2 separate regions of the Mus musculus genome follow, and region 2 is linked to region 1. A link is a contact called in ENCODE Hi-C or POLR2A ChIA-PET data. All regions are on one chromosome and are shown on one strand. The core of a region is the stretch at or near the end of the contact, and the rest is flanking DNA. Distances in the headings are between cores, read along the strand shown.

Region 1 (7,837 bases), core at 1,751-4,250:
GACACTGTGACGTAATGTCTGTAGCAGTCCTGGGATGTGTGTGGCCAGTGGGCTGTTGGTTGGATCCCCAGGAGTGCCTCCCATGGCTTAACATGGTTTGTAACTCCATGGGCATCCATGCTGGGATCTGCCATCAGATCTAGCTTTAAAAGCTACAAAACGGGGACTTTTGGGATAGCATTGGAAATGTAATTGAAGAAAATACATAATAAAAAAAATAAAAAATAAATAAAAAAAAATAAAAGCTACAAAATGAAGTTTGAATTATGGAGAACTTCATAATGAAGAACTCGGATTATGGTTTTATTATTGCTTTTCCTTAGCGAGGGGCTGGAATAAGAGACACCTGTATTTACAATCCATTGTGTTCTTGACTGCATGGGAGACTCAGAAAACTCTACATCTCTCAGTGAACATTCTAAAAAAGACCTCTATACCCCGAACATCTAAGCTGGGGCGTGGCCTGCACTGCTGTTCCTCTGTCCTCAGCAAAGGTGGCTGTGACATCCTCTGCAGGGGTATGCATCACTCAGAAGCCAGTTACAGTCATCTGCTTGCATGTCTGCTTGTTTCTGCTATTGTTTGCACTTATACACAGATCTGTCACAAGGCTTCCCCCCTCCCCCCCATCTACCTTCTTGCACGTCCATCTTTGCTGACTGGATCATGAAGCGTTTTTTTTTTTTTTTTTGACTAATTAAGAAATATATATATTTTTAATTTTATGTAGCATGTGTATGTGTGTGCCTGTTTGCTTATATGATGAGCACCATGTACGTGTGCCTGGTGCCCACAGAGTCCAGAGGGGGAGTTGGGTACCTGGTATCTAGAGTTCCTGGAAGTTGTGAGGCACCCTGTGGGTTCTGGGAACCAAATTCAGGTCCTCTTTGAAAGCAGCTATTGTTCTTAACCACTGAGCCATCTCTCTAGACCCCTTGGCTCTAGTTAAAGTGGGGGCTAGGCAACGGAGGAACTCCTGAGGGGAGCTTGATGAAGCAAACTCAAGGGTAGATGAAACCCAAGGTTTTATCGCCTTCATCCCTGTGGCCTTGCTAGAAGGTGATGGAACTGGGTGACCCCAAAAGCTGTGTGGTTGGGGCGAGGGTACAGCAAACTTCTGCAAGCGCCTATATTAGGTATCCTGCACAGAGAGGTGCAACCGTGCACTTGCTTGGCCCTCCAAACCCCAGGAATGGCATTCCTCTTACTCTATTCACTGAAAAGGTCACTCCACTTTTTAAAAACATCAACTCAAAGAATTCAGATGAAAATACTGCAGAATAAAACAGTAGCCACGCACACCTGACTTTCTTGGAGGTTTGGTGTCAGTCTTAGTGTAACAAATATGGTCACTTGCCTAGACTTGGAGAGTTGCAGGCAAGGTATACAGTATGTACCATAGGGCCTGGCCCAAGCAGGTCACCGTCTGGCAGCTGCAGTAGTGGGTAGTTACTGGTTCTTGTGACAGCTGGTAGCCCTGAGCCACTAAGGAGGGCACAAAGTCGGGGATGGCACAGTGTTATGGAGGGTGGCAAGCATTCTGGATCCTGTCCTCGCAGCATCTCTCCCCTCTTCTGTGCCTATGTAACTCTATTCCCTGCCCAGGGGCCACTGCCCTTCTCTCTCAGGCTGTGTGGCTCTGGTGGTGTGCCGCCTGCCCCCTACTGGCTCCTGTAGGCTGGGTCTATTAGCAGAGTCCTTGTTAAAGTGAAGGAAGCAGCAGTGGGTCTTTTGTGGGGCACTCTGCCACCCCAAGGCAGACTTAGTTTTCTGCGAGGTCATTGAAATGAGAGGAGAGAAGCCTGGAGCAGGAAGAGAAATGAGCAACACAGAGAGGAACAGGCAGAGGTGGAGAGAACCAAAGAGGCACCGGCGGCTCCGCTCCCCACACCCGGCCGAGCCCGACTGCTGCTGCTTCCTCGCTAGACCGGTCATTCCTGCCCTAGTTTTGTATTTCGTCTTCGGAAAAAAAAAGAGTTTACGTTTCCGCTTTTGGTAACGCCAAGATCTGGACAGTGTTACTGGGTAAGAGGCGGCTTTGCGTGTACCCCCTAAGCTGAGTGCTGTCCTTGTGCCCCGATTGGGCACTGCTAACATCAGCTCACCCTTCGTCCAAACTCTTCCCCTTGCTTCACTTCCCGGGGGTAGCCGTCAATCAGGAAGCCCTTGGTGTTGCCCAGGCTGGCCACCATGGCCTCCTTCAGCAGCTCCAGAACGACACCCTACAGCAGAGAGAGTGGTCAGTATGGGGCCTAGCGGCACCCCCAAATCACAATAAATGTGACTCCTCAGACATTCTTCTGGGAGGGGAGGATGTGGCAAGATTAATAGCAGATCTCTTGGACTAACCTGCCTCCCCCCGCCCCCCCATGTCTGCAGTGAGTCTTTCAGTCTTTCAGGTCTTTCAGTCAGTACTGGGTTCCACCGGGAGGGTTTTCCTTTCTGGTCTGTCCTTTCTGCTGTTATCTCACTAGAAAGACTTCAGCATCTTACACCCCATGAGACATGTTCCACGTGTCTTGTTCCACACAGTAGCAGCTGATGGACCAGGCATCGTGGCAGGTTAGGAGCAAATGAAACGCTGCTGGCGGCGTTCTCCCAGTAAACATTATGCAAAACTTGACATGTGCTAACTTGAGAAAACTTTTAGACCAGAGAACTATTTTCTACCAACACGATTTTGCCTTTAAAAAGATTGATTAAACAAGTGTGCAAGGTAAGGAAAGAACAGTGCAGTGTGGGGAGGGGCCTTGGGAGGAGTGTGAGGAAAAGAGACCTCCTTCCCTAGGGGAGGGGCCTGTGGGCGGGGTGGGAGGAGACCTCCTTCTCTAGGGGAGGGGCCTGTGGGCGGGGTGGGAGGAGACCTCCTTCTCTAGGGGAGGGGCCTGTGGGCGGGGTGGGAGGAGACCTCCTTCTCTAGGGGAGGGGCCTGTGGGCGGGGTGGGAGGAGACCTCCTTCCCTAGGGGTGGGGCCTGTGGGCGGGGTGGGAGGAGACCTCCTTCTCTAGTGTTTGGCAGGAGCCTGGGGAACGCAGAAGTCGCAGGCATGGCCAGAACCCTTCCTTAAAGAATTGTGAATTAACTCTCCATCTAATTCACAGTCTAATGAGGAAGGCAGACAATGATAAACGAATATACTCTAGCTAAGGATAGCAGGCACGGCAGAGCAGGACAAAGGGCCAGAGTAGGGGGGGGGTTGCTGTTTTCTAGAGGGGAGGGGGCTCCGTTAAGTTGTGACTAGGCAGAGCTCTGTAGGAGGCAGAAAGGTCAACTAGAAATGGGCGATGGAGAGGACTCAGGCTAAAGAGCCAGCAAATGGATGGACCTGGAGGGCATCATCCTGAGTGAGGTAACCCAATCACAAAAGAACTCACACAGTATGTACTCACTGATAAGTGGATATTAGCCCAGAAACTTAGAATACCCAAGATATAAGATACAATTTGCTAAACACATGAAACTCAAGAAGAACGAAGACCAAAGTGTGGACACTTTGCCCCTTCTTAGAATTGGGAACAAAACACCCATGGAAGGAGTCACAGAGACACAGTTTGGAGCTGAGACAAAAGGATGGACCATGTAGAGACTGCCATATCCAGGGATCCACCCCATAATCAGCATCCAAACGCTGACACCATTGCATACACTAGCAAGATTTTATCGAAAGGACCCAGATATAGCTGTCTCTTGTGAGGCTATGCTGGGGCCTAGCAAACACAGAAGTAGATGCTCACAGTCAGCTATTGGATGGATCACAGGGCCCCCAATGGAGGAGCTAGAGAAAATACCCAAGGAGTTAAAGGGATCTGCAACCCTATAGGTGGAACAACAATATGAACTAACCAGTACCCCAGAGCTCATGTCTCTAGCTGCATATGTATCAGTAGATGGCCTAGTTGGCCATCAGTGGAAAGAGAGGCCCCTTGGTCTTGCAAACTTTATATGCCTCAGTATAGGGGAACGCCAGGGCCAAGAAGTGGGAGTGGGTGGGTGGGGGAGTGGGTGGGGGATCGGGTGGGGGACTTTTGGGATAGCATTGGAAATGTAAATGAAATAAATACCTAATAAAAAAACCCCATAAAACAAAAAATAAATGGGAAAAAAAAGCCATCATGGAGAGCCCAAGGCGGCAATAGCCTGACCCGAGGAAGAAGCCATAGGAGGCAGCAAGGTGAGTGCCGGATGGGCACTACTTGATAAAAATCTTTATTTTGGGGGATGGAGACAAGGCTCAGTGGCTACGAGCACTTGCTATGAGAACAGAAGAACCTGAATTCAAATTCCCAGTATCCACATTACAAAGCCGGGCACAGCAGCAAGTGTCTGCGGCCACACCCAGCACTGGGAAGCAGAGACAGGTGGGTGGGTCCCAAGAGCATCCTAACCACCCAGCTTGGGCAAAAAAAAAAAAAAAAGGGGGGGGGGGAAGCTGCAGTTCAGTGAGAGAACCTATCTCAAAAACTCAGGTGGAAGCAATAGAGGAAGGCACCTAACATCCTCCTTTGGTCCTGAAACACGCACGCACGCACGCACGCACGCACGCTCCAGCAATAATGCACCCATAATCAGCAGAGAGATGTGAATACTTGCTGCTACTTAGCTTGCTCTCTCCATCTTATACGCCGCCCATGACTGTGCTGGTTGCTTTTTGCCAACTTGACCTAAACCTAGAAGCACCTGAGAAGAGGACCTGCCTCTTCAGCTTTGGCTTCTGTTTCAGTTCTTGCCTTGAGCTCCTGCCGTGGCTTCCTCAGTAATGGACTGCAATCTAGAACCCACCTGTAAACTGCTGTTGACTCTGGTGTTTGTCATAGCAACGGAAGAGTGACTAGAACAAGAATCCCTACTCAGAGGAGGGTCCCGTCCACAGTCAAGTTGGGTCCTCTCACACCAATAAACCCAGTCAAGATAATCTCCCACAGGGGACTGTCTCCTAAGTGAGTCTGGAGCCTGTCAGGTGGACAGTCAGCACAAAGCATCACACATGCCCACTCCAACGAGGCGTCTGTTTCCTGGAGGCTTCGGATTTTAGCTTTCCATACTCTAAAGCTTTGAAGATCTTTCTCTAAAGTGAGGCTCCTTTTGGAAACACATGAACCGGGCTGACACCTAAAGGGCTGGCCAAGGAACAGCTTGGAAGTTAGATGGTTGTTGACATAGGCCACCCTGCCTCAGGACTGTAACCCAGGAGAGAAATCAAACCTCTCTCTGGATCCTGGGGGTTTCTTTGTCTCCATGATCCAGCCTGCCACCGTAGCCAGTGGCTTGGCTGCCAGGGGAGACAGGATGGGTGTCTGCTTACCGAGGGCACCAGATCTCCACGCTCCATGATGTCACGGATCAGTTTGCTTCTTTCTGACTCTGAGGTCAGTTCCTGGCGCAGGAGCTCACCAGTAGAGAGATGGGTGAAGCCATATTTTTCTGCCAGCTTCTCACACTGGGTGCCTTTGCCAGAGCCAGGGCCACCTTGGGAAGGAGACACATCAGACATGCATCTCAGGTCCACTGTCTCCTTTTGGGGGATGCAACAATTATTATTATTTTTTTCTGGTGTATATTCATTGTATAAAATAATGGGTTTCATGATAATGTTTCATATGTGTTGATCATGTGCGCTGTAGAGACTCACTCACTGACCCCCCTCACCCCTGCACCACTCACTGTCCCCTCTTACCCCTGCAATACTGAGTGAGGCTCCCAAGCCTATGCTGTGATAATCTACCTGAGGCCACACTGCTCTCCAGCTCCCAGGTGGCCAGAGCTGTCCCATCCCCACACCCCACCCCCCAAACCGTGTAGCCAAGTGCGATGCAGCCAAGTGCGGAAGCTGAGAGCAGTGGGGTTTCAGCTGTTCATCCCATTTCCCTCCCCCACCTTTTCTCTTTTAAAAACCGATAAAAATAAAATAAAATAAAATGAAAGTAGCCTTGTAAAGTGTCAAAGAAACCCACAGGGGCTTTTCCACACTGAAGGTGACCACAGAAACCCATCTACGAATGACAAGGTGGAACTCGACTTCGTTTGCTGGCTTCCGAGAACACTGTTGGGTCAGTCAGTTGGTTCCACTGAAAGCTGATGGTGGTCTGCAGATACTATACAGGGGGAGAGGAAAATTCTGGTCCCCCATGTGCAGGGGACGATGCTGAAATGCTCTAGAGAGAAGAGACGCCTGCATCCAGTCGCTGCCTGCTTCATACATCTCCATGCTTCACTGATAATTACTTTAAAGTTCATAAGATATTTATACTGGTGAGTCTATCCATGTTCGGGAATGTGGTATGATTGGTTCCACATACATGCATACAGCATGCAATCAAGCCAGAGGCCCCAGCCCCTCCATTTCCTCAAACATTCTTCTCCCATTTCCTCCCCTCTCCCAGGGCCAGCATGTCCTTTACGACAAGTGGAATAAATCAGGCACAGAAAGAAAGCCACCATGCTCATTTATATGCAGCTTACATGGAAGCAGTTATGCTAACAGAAACAGAGTGGACCAGTGTTGGCCAGAGCCCGGCAGGGACACCCCAATTCCTTCTGGAGGACTGTGGGACATTGCTCTTCCTGGTTCTCACCTTCAAATGCCAGGACCTTCCTACTCTTTTTACTCCTCAGATTTTAGGGGAAGAAGAACACCCTATGTTTATTTTATTTATCTGGTGTGTGTGTGTGTATGTGGTGTGTGTGTGTTTGGTGTGGTGTGCTGTGTGTGTGTGTGTGGTGTGTGTGTGTGGTATGGTGTTTGTGTGTGTGTGTATATGTGCTGTGTGTGTGTTTGGTGTGGTGTGCTGTGTGTGTATGTGGTGTGTATATGTTTGGTGTGGTGTGGTGTGTGTGTGGTGTGTGTGTGTGGTATGGTGTTTGTGTGTGTGTGTATATGTGGTGTGTGGTGTGGTGTGGTGTGGTGTGTGTGTGTGTGTGTGTGTGTGTGTGTGGTGTGTGTGTGTGTGTGTGTGTGTGGTGTGTGTGTGTGGTATGGTGTTTGTGTGTGTGTGTATATGTGGTGTGTGGTGTGGTGTGGTGTGTGTGTGTGTGTGTGTGTGTGGTGTGTGTGTGTGTGTGTGTGTGTGTGTGTGTGTATATGTGGTGTGTGGTGTGGTGTGGTGTGTGTGTGTGTGTGTGTGTGTGTGTGGTGTGGTGTGTGTGTGTGTGTGGTGTGGTGTGTGTGTGTGTGTGTGTGTGTGGTGTGTGTGTGTGTGTGTGTGTGTGTGGTGTGTGTGTGTGGTATGGTGTTTGTGTGTGTGTGTATATGTGGTGTGTGTGTGTGTGTGTGTGTGTGTGTGTGTGTGGTGTGGTGTGTGTGTGTGTGTGGTGTGGTGTGGTGTGTGTGTGTGTGTGTGTGTGTGTGTGTGTGTGTGAGAGAGAGAAGACATAGTACACAGCACCCATAGTTGGTGCTAGTTCATGCCTCCTATTCATAGCCTCTTTAAAAAGGAATATTTGAAATAAAAAACACAAAACACAATTGAGATTCTAGCCCAAATCCTAGCTCTCTTGGGTAGTGGGAACTGGCTATTAAGGGATGCTCTTCCCAGCCCATTTTAGCAGAAGAGCCTCTCAGGCATCTTGCCGAGGCAGACAAGGCAGGAAAGATACAGTACTCATCCACATTGCTGCATTAAGTCAAATGGGGAGGTTCAGACGCCCCCACAACGTTGCATGAATGGGCCAGACATCATAGGAATACAGCTATTACAGAGGCTAACAGAAACAGGGCAGGCCAGCACATGGACAGCCCTTTCCTTGGGGGCAGAGCAGTGACTCTCGCCTCCAGCTGTAATAGGATGGGAGAGTGTGGGGACAAGAGAAAGCCACTCAGAGGAAGGAGTGCTTCTAGGTG
Region 2 (7,837 bases), core at 3,063-5,562, 1.4 Mb after region 1:
CATTATTATCCTCTCTTGGCCCCTCCTACTCTGACCCCTTCCTTGTCCCAAAGGATTCCCCTCTACTCTCATGTATTTTTTTATTAGTGATAATTTGTGTTTGTTATTTTTAAGGCAAATCTCACTATGAATCTCAGGGTGGAGTTGAACTCACTGTGTAGCCCAGACTTGCCTCCACTTTATGATTCTCTTTCCTCAGTCTCCTGAGTGCTGGAATTACAGGCATGTACCACCACACCTGGCTTGATAATCATGTACCAGCACCTGCTGATAAGGGCTGGGGGTGTGGCCTAGTGGGTAGAGTGCTTGTCTGGTATGGATGAGGCTCTGGGTTTCATCCCCAGCATACATAAACCAAGTGAACTCACTACTTGAGAGATGCAGGAAAGGGGTTCACAAGTTCAAGGTTACCCTCACCTAAAGAATGAGCCGAGACCAGCCTGAGACACATGGGATTTTGCTTCAAAGTAAGTTAATTTATTAAAGAGATATTCTGATAGGGGTCTTGAGTGTATGAGTTCACTGAAACTCTTGCTAAAATTAGAAGGGTCCTTTCAGTCACCAGGTGTAGTTTATACTATAATTAAGTGTCTTTTCCTTCATCAACTCCCTCATCTGAACGCCTCTTCCTATGTAAATGGTGTTATGAAGTCTCAGCTTCAGACTCTGCACTTTTTCAGAGGGTTGCTTACCAACATGCTACCTACTTCACAGTCACGTCATAACATTTCATACAGTGTACATAAATAGCCTAGCACAGTGTCTGCTAACACAGAAGTTCCAAACAGACAAACAAGCAAATGAAAAAACAGGGCTTTTCCACACCCTTGACTTCCACATCGTTTGTCTGAGCCCTCTTTACACTATCCACAGCTTCCTGGACCAAGCCCTTTTCCTCTGCCTTAAGTGCTGGCCTACAGTGTTCCATGCTTTTAAAACTTCACTACTACATGGACATTTTATTTTCCCTGGCCTCTCATCTGTTATCCCTGTTCCCGCCTGTGGAGAGCTTTTTGGGGTGCCACTTGGCAGGAGTCTGACATTGGCCAAGGACAAGGAAATGGGCTTCAGGCAGGAATCTGACATTGGCCATGACGAGGAAGTAAGCTCAGGCAGGAATCTGACATTAGGGCATGATAAGGAAGTAAGTTTCAGCAAGAATATAACTTTAGGCTGTAATAGGGAAGTAGGGTAAGGCAGGAATTTTAATCTTAGGGTGGAAGAGAAGAACTAGGCTTCAGGCAAGATTTGGGGCTTGGACAAGGAAGTGGGCTCAAGTATTTTGGTCACTCTGACTCTGACAATTCCTTTTTTTTTTTTTTTTTCTCGAGACAGGGTTTCTCTGTGTAGCCCTGGCTGTCCCGGAACTCACTCTGTAGACCAGGCTGGCCTCCAACTCAGAAATCGGCCTGCCTCTGCCTCCCAAGTGCTGGGATTAAAGGTGTGTGCCACCATGCCCGGCTCTAACAATCCCTTTTAAACAACTGTAGGGAGAGTGATCACAGGACTTCGCTTGCTGCCTTGCTAGTTCCTTATTGTACTGCTCACCCAAAATACTTGAATGTAGTTAAAATGGTATAAAAAGTGGATTGAGCCGGGCAGCACGCCTTTAATCCCAGCACTTGGGAGGCAGAGGCAGGCCGATTTCTGAGTTCGAGGCCAGCCTGGTCTACAGAGTGAGTTCCGGGACAGCCAGGGCTATACAGAGAAACCCTGTCTCAAGAAAAAAAAAGTGAATTGAATCTTCAGTCTCAGAATTGACTAGGGTCATGCTACAATGTTGTGTCTTTTTTTTTTTTTTTTTCCTTTTTAATCCTCACTCTCGCACTGGAGAACCTGTTGACTGATTGTGTGGGCTTGGTCACCCGCTGACATTCATTTCCTGATGACTTTCAGGCTTTCATTTACAGCCTTCACTCATCTAACACACTACACAAGTTGAGAACATTCCAGTTGCAGCAGAGGGCAAATGTCTAGGCTTTGTGGGCCACACAGTCACTGTCAAGGGCTCAACTCTGGCAGTGAAATAGGGGTTCAGCCTAGGTAGTGTATAAATCAATGAAAACAGCTATAGTTTTTCAAAATAATTTCTATATATTGGAATTTGAATGACATATGCCAGGAAATAATCTTTTACATTTTTCTCAACCCTCAGTTCCTCACGCCTTTAATCCCAGCACCGAGGAGGCAGAGGCAGGTGGACCTCTGACTTCCGGAATACAGAATAAACTCTGCCTTGAAATAACAAAAGAAGCAACAAAACAACAACAATAGCAAAACAAGCACTGTGAGTTCGAGGCCAGCCTGGTCCACATCGCCAGTTCCAGGACAGCAAGCGTTACATACAGAGACCTTATCTCTAAGAAAAACTTAAAAGTTAAGATGTTGGAGATGCGGCTCAGCGGTTAAGAGCGCCTGCTGTACAGTCATGCAACAGAGTCCAGATCCAAGCTTGTTACCCATCTAACAATCAGGGCACAGGGCCTTCCTACCACAGAGATTGCCTGTAAAGGATAAGGCAGAGAGCAATTAGGGGAGACTCCTGATCTTCATCTGGTAGAAAACAGCACACATTCATTAAATACTCAAGATCATATACCACCCATGTCTACATAAGTGGGTCTGTCTTGTACGAGGCTCAGGTCCCTGTGCCAGGTTCCCACTTCAGAACTGTCAGACAGGCCATCCTCATGGTAAGCTTTTTTCCCTCAAGTGCTTTTTACCTAATATTTAACAGAGAAGACTTCACGATTTAACTATTTCTTCCCTCACAACATCCAGCCAACTCTTCCCTCATAAAACCCACTCAACCAACCCTGTTCTTGTAATGAACTGAACTCACCCTGAAGGACTTTTTCACCTAAGTGTACGGGTGTTTTGCCAGTATGCATGTCTGTGCACCGGAGACCAGAAGAGGGCAGCAGATGCTCTGGCAGCAGAGTTACAGACAGTGGTCAGTCTCCATGTGGGAGCTGGCAGTTGGAACACTAAGCCTCTGAAAGAGTAGCTACTTCCCTTAACGGGCGAGCCATCTATTTGATCCCAGAAGGCCTTATTTTTAACAAGGCCTTGATAAGATGTTCACTTTAACCTGTTATCATTCCATTCTAGAACCTAAAGAGTAAAACCCGTCGGCCAAAGCTCAGCTCTCCACTATTAGAAACTATTACACACAATCTCCCATATATTCACTATATATTTGAAGAAGTAGGGGACCATCACGATGACTCAACGACTAGAGAGGCATTACCCACCAAGCCTGACTCAGACCTTAGTTGGATTCCCAGAGCCCTCTTGGTGGAGGTGGAGTTTTCTCCGAAAAGTCGTCCTTTGACCTCTACATCCACCCCTTGCACACTCATATACTCATAGAGGGGAAAAAGGGAAACTTTTTTTTTTTTTTTAGGAAAAAAAGTTAAAGGCCAGCCATGGTGGTATAATTCAGTACTCAAGAGGCTAAGGCAAGAGGATTGCTAGGAGTCTCCAGCCAGGCTTTCCTGAACTTCAGGACAGAAGAGCTTCAGGACAGCCTGAGCCATAGAAAACCTGCCTTTTAAAACGAAACATGAAGTTAAGGCTTTACATGGGAATACTAGATGGGTTACCCTTCCTCTCACGTCTTAATGAGACCGTTGTGAAGAGTCAAGACTTTCTCCCCTGTGTTTTGATTGGTTTGAAATTGTGTTGCCCAGGCTGGCCTTGAAGCGTAGTCGCCAGTGTTGGGATTAAAGACACAAACCACTCCCAGCATGAGTGACTGTGGAATCCTGGCCAGACTGCTTTCTCCAGCAGGGCGCCGAGGGCAGCGCCCGCCCGGGGAGGTGACCAGGTGAGCCGGGGCCTTGCCTGGCGCGGACGCCGGCGCCGGACTGCTGCTGCTGCTGCTGCTCCTGTCGGCCATGGCGCCTTCCGTACTCGGCCTGGACGCGGAGGCCAGGGTCCTCCCGCATGGGGCATCCCTCCGCGACGGCGTCCAGCGTGGGGAACTGGAAAGCGATGCAGCCTCCTGCCTCAGCATCTCTCCGGCCTTTCTGACTCCCAAGGTTCTGCGCGCGTGGCTTCGAGCACTCCAAGGCTGGAGGCCGCACCGCTGACAAGGCGGGAGGCTAAGCGCATGCGCAGTGCTGTAATCGCGCAGGCGCAGGAACAAGCAGCACATGATGCACACAGCGCAGGCGCAGTTCAGGGGTGAGCAGCGAGTTTCTCACCTTTGCGTCCAGGGTTGTGCCGGTTTATTCTCATCACGTGATTCTGGAAGCTGTAAGCCTCTTCACTCCTTAGGTACCAGGCTCAACAATTTATAGCCCACTAACCACCTAGGTTGTCAACAGTTCATTTTGAAGGAGGGGGGCTTTCTGAGGACTGAGCCAGGGTATTGCATATTTAATACGCCCCAGTTACACCCCCAGTACACAGCATGTGCCCAATGTCTAAGAATGAAAGTCTTCGCTCAGTTGTACACATAGCATAGTACGGGACAGAGCACAACACGGGTGAGACCACATTAACAATTAAAAACAGCACTTCTCAACCGTCCTATTTCGAGTACTGCAGTTTTGCACATAGGGTAAAAACAAACTACAGTCTTGCTCGAAACCCTTGGGAAGCTCTTCAACAATCAACACATAAAACATCTTCTAGGTGACAGAACTGAGGATAAATGTTCTCCAGCAAATAGGGCATTCACACTAGTACCTGCAAACACTAGTGTGTAGTGAGTGTAGTTTGAGCAGGAAAAGCCCCTGTAGAAAACTTGAGGGAAGCAGCTTGTTTTAAGTAGGTGTGGTCTTCAAGGAACATGTCTGCAGGCCTGCCCTCCTAATTGACTAAACCTTTGAAACTCTTTAAGCAAGCCCTAAATTTCAAGAGTCGCTTTGCTGGTCACAGCATGTCTTTACAGAAATAGAACACTAAGGACATGTAGACGATATTAGTTATGTGTAGCCTCAAGGTGACAGCAATGCTTAAGCAACAATCAGGAGACATAAAACACACTTGGAGATACCTATTAAAGATGTGGAGTTCCAGTGCAATGTAGGACTCTCAAAGAGGGGAGACGTTTCCTTCCTTAAATATTAAGGGGTAGAGGTCCTTAATAGTAAGTTACCTCTCTAGTAACTGACCCAGGAGCGGCTATAGACTAGAGTCAAAATTACATTTATACCATTACTATTCACCCAACCTGCAACCCACCCAGAGTAACCACATTCAAACCCTTGAGACATTAACACCTCACAGGGCCCCCATCACGAAACAACACCTAAAGCCATTATGGAGTGGACCAATTCTTTGGGGATGACTTTCAGGATCCTGGCTAACTCAACTGCATGCCTGAGAAATCCAAGCCAACAGCAGACTAGAGTTCCCTGAAAAATGTACTGTACCCTCTGCCCCAACTATAAATAAGGTGTTCACACTTACAAAATGGTTCAGTTCTAAATAAAAAGCTATATACACAACAGCCACTGATTTTGACCTTTATTTAAATTATGAGTTTCACTCATCAGTTTTATTAACAGAAATCACTTTCCATCATTGATTGTTACACGACAATAGGACACGGGGAGGCATCAGTTAAATACCAGCTCTAAATAGGACTAACAAAAACTGGACTCAGAAGACTAAAGATCTAAATACAACATATTTATTTTACAATACTTATATAATTTATCATTAACATATGATATACAAAATATTAAGTCACGTCTAGGTTTGATAAACACTTCAAATACAGCAGTAATTCATATTGCACACTACAGCATCTCTCCCATCTGACTAGCTCACTAGCTCAGGCTGGACATTCACCCTCTGAAGCACCTCTTCTGGCATACAGAAGACAGGGCTAACAGGCTTGATCTGCTCTTCTCCCAGAAGTGACAACCCAGCAATGCCAAATAAGGTATGAAAGGGATCCACCTGTGGGAAGTTCACAAACATGGAAAAGGCTCAATTATCTATCTGTCCACAGTGAAGTGTATCTTGAATACCACTTTAAAAGTTTTCTGAAGACAAGTATTTCTAATACTAGACATAAACAATTATCACTACAAGATATTTCTATCAGCTCTAGCCTTTGTAACTAACACATTTTAAAAAAACACCCAAGGTAAACCCCCAAGACAACCTTTGGACTATTTCTTACAGGGCACTATTTTTAGTGCATTAGAAATGCCTATAACCATGAAAGTCAATCAACAATGAAAAACTGCAAAGCCAGAATTGTACTGACCATATCTCCTGGTCTGTCTGCAAATCCTCCCGTCTCTTCATCTTGACACGCTAAGATGAAACTTCGAAGCTTTTCTCTGTCAATCCAATGAAGTCTCCCGATGATCTTTAGGGAGGCCAACACCCACCATGAATAGCACACATCTGGTAACTAGAGAAGGGGAAGGGGGAGCCAGTAAGACAGCTGCCTCTACTGCACCATTGTATTCTCTCAGATTTGATGGATTCTTTTTTTTTTAATGTCTAATCCCGTGTTCCCAGACATGATTGTAGGGCAAACTGAGACTACCTCCCATTTGTCTCTCACACCACCTCAGCACTGTAGCTAGCTACACTAATAATTCCAGCACATACTAATAATTCTCTCTGCCTTTCTCACAAAGCAAGCTCCACACAGTAACTAATTATAGATCTGGAGCTCAGACTAGCAACATTTGAAGTGTTCACAATCCATTTTAATTTATTAATTGACTAGGTCCCCCTAATAGAGCTGGCTAGCTTCAAACTAAGACTTCTTGCCTGTGCCTCCCAGGCGATTAGGTTAAACTAAAAGCAGGGCCACCCCCAACCTCAGTATCGCTTTTGAGTATCTGTACATGTCCCAAGGCAGAAATGAATTCAGAGTCAATGAGACCCCAAGCTCTCTCCTTAAGGGATCTTAAAACTATACCTGAGAAACCCCTCAGTTCTAAGCACACAGCACCATGAATGCATAAAGAGCCACTATAGATAATACCTTCTCGGGTCTTCCATTGAGTCCGCCTGAGGGCAACTGCCGCTCACAAAGCCACCAACCAAGTAGGTCGGAGTTCACTTGGTGCAACTGACTAGTTATGGCCAGGAATCCTGTGCAACAATAGATCTAAAATTACAGACATAAAGTACACAGGTATAGTTTAACAGTAAATGACAGACACTACCAAAATTACTAAAGCTCCATCTTTGTTATCTCAGGTTGTATTAGTAGGTTCAATGCGACAGTGGAATGCTATACTTATGCACAATGTTCTCTGCACTGGGTAAGGTTAGTTCATCTGTACGAATAAGGTCAGGGTCATGCCTCCAATCCCAGCACGTAGCAAGCCCCGAGGACAGCCTGGACTACACACACAGTAAGCCTCGAGGTCAGTTAACAGCACAGAATGCAGACCCCACATAAACAGACAAATGCCAATAAGGAGCACTGGTGTTTACTTAGGGTGAAGTTGTGTAGACCCAGCATATACACAAAACTCAGTGAGAAGGTGTGGCCATTCACAACACAAAACCCCTATAAACTTTAATTGCAAAATTACCTGCCCAGCGTGAGATTCAGAGCCTGGTCTGCACCCAAATCCACCATCAAAGTTCATGCAGGACAAAACAAACTCAATCGCCTTTTCCACATTAATAGCATCAAGCTTGCCCTATGACGAGAAAGGAAGCAGCCTATTACAGCTACCTAGTACTCAAGTGTTTAATTCGGTCCTTTAATGCAACAGTCAAAGCTTACCAAAAGAGCCAAAGTTGCCACCGCACAAAATGAGAATCTTGTATCAATTTCTCCTAAAAGACAAAAAGAGCCAAGGCAGACATGTAAGTGCTACCAAGTCACCTAAGAACAAAACCC

Evidence for each region. A loop is a pair of places that touch in the nucleus more often than their neighbours do. ChIA-PET counts read pairs that join two places held with the same protein, here RNA polymerase II (POLR2A).
Region 2: POLR2A ChIA-PET joins it to region 1 with 10 read pairs in embryonic stem cell. The contact joins the promoter of Msh4 here to the enhancer-like site in region 1. A Hi-C loop is called at or near these places in 1 of 37 maps with a recorded cell type or tissue (left cerebral cortex). POLR2A ChIA-PET finds 5 or more read pairs at or near these places in 1 of 5 experiments (embryonic stem cell).

Annotation. Positions count from the first base shown.
Region 1 is chr3:152,476,236-152,484,072 of GRCm38, forward strand. Ak5 (adenylate kinase 5) reads right to left here. Exons shown (of 14, transcript NM_001081277.2): 11 at 5,303-5,466; 12 at 2,106-2,222. It overlaps 3110067G11Rik (RIKEN cDNA 3110067G11 gene), which reads right to left. Exons shown (of 1, transcript NR_165813.1): 1 at 7,325-7,837. Among named protein-coding and RNA genes, the nearest start is that of 3110067G11Rik, 9.4 kb to the right of the region's middle. Within about 2 kb of position 3,001, at least 1 of the 3 ENCODE cell types and tissues checked has a DNase peak (open chromatin) inside an H3K27ac peak, as active enhancers do.
Region 2 is chr3:153,901,826-153,909,662 of GRCm38, forward strand. It overlaps Msh4 (mutS homolog 4), which reads right to left and starts at 4,313. Exons shown (of 20, transcript NM_031870.3): 1 at 3,847-4,313. The coding sequence starts at 4,159. Rabggtb (Rab geranylgeranyl transferase, b subunit) reads right to left here. Exons shown (of 8, transcript NM_011231.2): 4 at 7,721-7,773; 5 at 7,524-7,634; 6 at 6,965-7,090; 7 at 6,230-6,379; 8 at 5,464-5,916. The coding sequence ends at 5,776.